Regions from separate parts of the Homo sapiens genome. Here region 2 is linked to region 1. The links are chromatin contacts, found by Hi-C or POLR2A ChIA-PET in ENCODE. All regions are on one chromosome and are shown on one strand. The core of a region is the stretch at or near the end of the contact, and the rest is flanking DNA. Distances in the headings are between cores, read along the strand shown. Region 1 overlaps GNAL (G protein subunit alpha L). Region 2 overlaps GNAL (G protein subunit alpha L).

The links. A loop is a pair of places that touch in the nucleus more often than their neighbours do. ChIA-PET counts read pairs that join two places held with the same protein, here RNA polymerase II (POLR2A). Pooled maps may share reads with other maps.
Region 2: a loop to region 1 is called in a map of gastrocnemius medialis, with 2.9 times the contacts of the local background. The contact joins two enhancer-like sites. A Hi-C loop is called at or near these places in 2 of 168 maps with a recorded cell type or tissue (PC-9 and gastrocnemius medialis) and 3 of 50 pooled maps. POLR2A ChIA-PET finds 5 or more read pairs at or near these places in 5 of 52 experiments (K562, T-cell, activated CD4-positive, alpha-beta T cell and 2 more).

What each region holds. Positions count from the first base shown.
Region 1 is chr18:11,805,542-11,808,241 of GRCh38, reverse strand. The region is part of intron 4 of GNAL (G protein subunit alpha L); the gene reads right to left. Among named protein-coding and RNA genes, the nearest start is that of CHMP1B, 45 kb to the left of the region's middle. Within about 2 kb of position 1,297, at least 5 of the 41 ENCODE cell types and tissues checked have a DNase peak (open chromatin) inside an H3K27ac peak, as active enhancers do.
Region 2 is chr18:11,871,575-11,874,292 of GRCh38, reverse strand. It overlaps GNAL (G protein subunit alpha L), which reads right to left. Exons shown (of 12, transcript NM_182978.4): 10 at 1,895-2,025. Among named protein-coding and RNA genes, the nearest start is that of CHMP1B, 22 kb to the right of the region's middle. Within about 2 kb of position 1,377, at least 4 of the 41 ENCODE cell types and tissues checked have a DNase peak (open chromatin) inside an H3K27ac peak, as active enhancers do.

The DNA.
Region 1 (2,700 bases), core at 48-2,547:
TTGCTTTGGAGCTTGGAGTGCAGGGTGAGTGATTGGAGGAGAGTAGAGTCTGGGGAGAGTGGCGATTCCTTCCACTCCCTGCAGAGTGACTCAACCAAAGTAAGGCCTGTCATTCACCGATTCACTCAGCAAATATTTATCATGGTCCTGGAATGGGTAAGAAGACCTGTGAGGGTAGAGTAGGGACAAACAAAGTCTTTAAAAAAAAAAAAAAAAGAAGGCTGGGCTGGACAAGGAAGTGTGGTTTCTCCTGTGTGATGAGGGTCACCAATGACATTCAGGCTGCTTTCAGGGGACCTTGGTCCTCATCTGACCTGGCTCATCATTAGCACCTGACAGGGCTGACTACACCCTCCCCGTGAAACACTGTCTTGGCCTTCAAGACATCATGGCCACTTTTGCTCAGGGTTCACTGCTGGCTCCCTCTCTTCCCACAGCCTCCTAATCCTAGAGGGATCCAGGGTTGGTGCTGGGCCCCCCTCTCTATGTAAGCTCACTGCCTTGGCGATCTCCACTTTGTGGCATGCACACCATGAATATACTAGTGACTCCAAATGGACATCTCCAGCTTAGGCCTCTCCTCTGAATTCTGGACTTGCACATCCAATTGCCTGCCTGACATCACTGCTTGAATTCAACAGGCAACTACAACTCAGCAAGTGCCAAACAGAACTCTTAATCTTCCTCCCCAAACCTGCTCCACCTGCGGTTTCCCCCCACGGCCCGGCTTAGGCCAAACTCCTTGGAGACATCCCTGTGATCTTTAAGGAAATACTCTTGGCTGTACCTTGAGAATCTATCCAGATTCTGATTCTCGCACTGCTAAATTCCTGACTGAAGCCATCATCATCTAGTCCACGCAGTTATGGCCACAGCCTCCTATCTGGTCTGTTCCCACCCTTCTCACCACAGTCCATTCCACTCAGCAGCCAGTGAATCGTTGAAACCATAAGTCAAATCGCATTACAGGTGGGCTCAAAACAATCCAATGATTACTATGCAGCTGTAAAAAGAATGAGACCATGTCCTTTGCGAGGATGTAGAGCTGGAGGTTGTTCTTTTCTTTCTTTCTTTTTTTTTTTTGAGACAGAGTCTCGCTCTATCACCCAGGCTGGAGTGTATTGGCACAATCTCCACTCACTGCAACCTCTGCCTCCCAGGTTTAAGCAATTCTCCTGCCTCAGCCTCCCCAGTAGCTGGAACTACAGGCGTGCGCCACCATGCCCGGCTAATTTTTGTATTTTTAGTAGAGACGGGGTTTCACCATGTTGGCCAGGCCAGTTGTGATGACTCACGCCTGTAATACCAGCACTGTGGGAGGCCGAGGCGGGCGGATCACTTGAGGTCAGGAGCTCGAGCTGCAGGTTATTTTTAGCAAACTAACACAAGAACAGAATACCAAATAACACATGTTCTCACCTATAAGTGTGAGCTAAATGATGAGAACAAATCATTTCTGTGTAACAAATTATCCCTGAACTTAAGATAAAAGTTAAAAAAAAAAAAAAAAGAGTACTTCACAATATTGAGAAGGCCCTTGGTATTCTTCAGCCCTGCTTCCCTTTCACCAGCCTCCCTCAACAGGAGGACGTCTATGTGAATATCAAAGTGGAAGGACAGTTAATGGGCCGCAATGCTGGGCACACAGTTTCTTTCTTCCTTCGAATTCTTTTTCCTCTAATACTCACTGTTCCTGAGAGGGGTAACCTATCTCTCACTATATACAAAAATCGACTGAAGATGGATTACAGGCTTAATTGTAAGACTTGAAACTATAAAAATACTAAAAGGAAACCTAGGGAAAACTCTTCTGGACATTGGTCTAGGCAAAGAATTCATGACTAAGACCTCAACAGCAAATGCAACGAAAACACAAATAGACAAATGGGACTTAATTAAACTAAAAAGCTGCTGCACAGCAAAAGAAATAATCAGCAGAGTGAACAGACAACCTGCAGAATGAGTGAAAATATCTGCAAACTCTGCATCTGACAGGGGACTATGTCCAGAATTTATAAAAATCTCAACTCTACAAAAACCCCCAAATAATCCCATTAAAAAGTGGGCAAATGACATGAATAGACACTTTTAAAAAGAAGACATACAAATGGCCAACAAGCATATGAAAAAATGCTCAACATAACTAATCATCAGATAAATGCAAATTAAAACCACAGTGAGATATCATCTTATAGCAGTCAGAATGGCTATTACTAAAAAGACAAAAAAATAACATGCTGGGGAGGATGGAGAGAAAAGGGACACTTATACATTGTTCTTAAGAATGTAAATTAGCACAACTTCTATGGAAAACAGTATGGAGATTCCTCAAATAATCAAAAATAGAACTACCATTCTATCCTGCAATCTCACTACTAGGTATATATCCAAAGGAAAAGAAATCATTATGTCAAAAAGATACCTACACTCATATGTGTATCACAGTGATATTCACAATTGCAAAGATATGGAATCAACCAAAGTGCTCACCCATGGATGACTGGATGTGGTATATATACACGCAATAGAATACTTTTTGGCCATAAAAAAGTGAAATCATGTCTTTTGCAGATACATGGAGGGAACTGGAGGTCACTATCTTAAGGAAAACAATTCAGAAACAGAAAAACAAACACCACATGTTCTCACTTACAAGTGGGAGCTAAATAATCAGTATACAGGACATAGACTGTAGAATGA
Region 2 (2,718 bases), core at 128-2,627, 66 kb before region 1:
AGTTGATGGTGGTCCCAGGCTTCCAGCAGGTGCTGCAGATGCTCAGGGATGGGTGAGTCTCTTGGGAGAGGCAGGGCACAGATGGAGATGACGCATGCTGCTGGGTGAAGAGCAGTCACTGGGCCTGGCACCGAGGCAGCAAGCCAGGGTCCCCTCAGCCCCTGGACGGAAGCCCTTCAGCACCCGCGGCTGGGCAGGTGGCCTTGGCTGTCAGCCAGTGGTGGTGCTTCTCCTTGGTGCTCCTAAGCAGGTAAGGTTGTGTCTCAGAAGGGTGACTTTGGTAGTTCACAGAATGTTCTGGAAAGGTGAGTGACCAGCTACAGGAGGTCAGGCAGGAAGCTGTGGCAGCTGCTGAGACGAGAGGAGTGAGGGCCTGGACCACAGCCATGAGGAGGGAAAGAGGGAAGGGCCTGGGGAGGCAGACCCTGTTGGAAGGACCCCCCGGCCGCCGAGCCACTGCCTGAGCTGAGTGACAGGAGGTGGCAAGAGGCGGTTAGCGGGAGAATTAAAGACCCAGCTTGCTGGGAAACTGGCAATGCCAGCCACAGAAAGCGCAGCAGAAGCCATGCTCTGATGATGTGCCATGGGCAAGCGGCACCCGGCCTCAGTCCTGGAAAGCACATCATCAGGCTGCGGGTAGAGCAAGGCAGTGATGAACTGCAATGAGATTTCCACTTGATTTGGTCTCAGGAAGAGCCTGGACCTTGACCTCACGCTGAGTGACCCTCTGGCGGGTGCGGAGACTGCTGGTGGCTCATGAAAGCAGCTGGGTCTGGTGAGACCACAGGCAGAGCTGGTGCTCAGGCCCATTTCCAATGTCTATTATTTATTCCTATAAGGAAATATGTAGCAGTAGGAATTTTTTTCGGGTCTTTATGACACAGGTGATAGCAGTAGGATTTTGTTGGAAGGCCCCACAAGGGTCAGGATTTTACTATGAATATACTTATATAATGCCTCTCCCATGAGGGAGAAAAGAACATTGAACATAAGGAGCAAAAAAGTTTAATGACAAATGCAAGTTTTCTTTTCCCTCTTCATTGAGGATAAAAAATAAATTTTCCAAATCTTAACTATATTTTCCAGGAAAGTGTCTTTTATTCTGCGTTTTCTAGTTTGGAATTCAAGATGTAAGAAGCGGTGTTATTTCACCTTAAATCACTCCTATGAGCCTCTGGTAGACCTGGTGTTCACTGGAAACTGAAGTGTAAGCGACTGGAAACGGAGTGACCAACTCTTCCTGGTCTACCTTCCCAGCTTTAGCACTGACGGTCCCGTGCCCCGGAAACCCCTCAGTCTCAGGTGGCCTGGGATGGCTGCTGGCCCTGCTGGAAATCCCCAAGGCTGCAGCCACAGCAAGGCTAGAGACAGGAGCAGATAAGCGCGGCTGCTGCCAGCATGGGCTTGGGGACAAAGGGTGCAAGGACTGCCTTGCCTGCATGACTCTACCCGTGTGGCTTTGAACACGCTATCTCTCCTCTCTCAGACTCTCTTTCCACGGGAAAAAATAATAGAAACTACCATGCAGGGTCATCTGAGGGTGAAGTGAGAAGGTCTGTATCAAGGACTAACAAGGCACCTGTCATGTCACACCCAGCCAAAGGCACTAGAGGGAGAGCTCATACCAGCATGACACAGTCACATCCCAAAATGGCTCTTTCTTCTGCTGCACGGTTTCAATGGAAAGTCAAACTCGGAAACATTTACAAATGGGATCCGATTACAAATAGGACCTTGTAACACTCTAATACTTTAGGATATGGGCAGTAGAAAGAAAATTGATTTAAATAAAGTGAATTTCTTTGATTCATCAGAGGTATGTGAATTAGAGTTACAGGACTATTAATAAAACAATTCTATTCCTCAATCATAAGAATGTGTTTTGAAATCTTACCGTCTTCAGGAACAGTATAATTTGCATATTCTGGGAAATAGTCTTCAATTTTTGATTTCCCTGCCAAGACTTTTTCTGCCAGCATATCTTGTTTGTTCAAGAACAAGATGATAGAAATGGTCCGTAACCACCTAAAAAAGGAAAAATAAACATACAAATTTCACATACACTAGTACATGAAAGTGCCTCTAACATAGAAGTTGCTAAATTAAAAGAATACCATCGTCTTCCTAAAAATGTATAGGATTCAAGAAAGTTCAGTACACCAGTATCCTCATTCCATCTGTAAAGAATGATAAACAAATATAGGTACAGGTTGAGCATCCCTAATCCAAAAACACAAAATCCAAAATGCTTCAAAATCCAAAACTTTTTCAGCACTGACATGATGCTCGAAGGAAATGCTTGTCGGAGCATTTGACACTTTGCATTTTCATATTAGGGATGCTGGACTAGTAAGTATAATGCAACTATTCCAAAAAACAACAACAACAAGAAATCTTAAACACTTTTGGTCCCAAGCATTTCGGATAAGGGATACTCAATCTGTAGTTAAGCACTTTCTAATTCAGTCCCATGGGGGATATAGATTTATTGGAACCAAAGCTAAGATTTACTTATGTAATGAGTTCACTTGAATTTCTGTGGTGTAATTTACCAATAAAAGGTCGGAAAACTCACATTAGAAGTGAAAGTGTTAACAACAACAAAGTAATATATGACTCATTAGCTAATAACACAGAGCTTAACATGCAGCTGGCTTGGTTCTTCTTCCGCCTCCATCACTTCAAAGGAATCAAGCTAACTGATTAGTCTACAGGAAT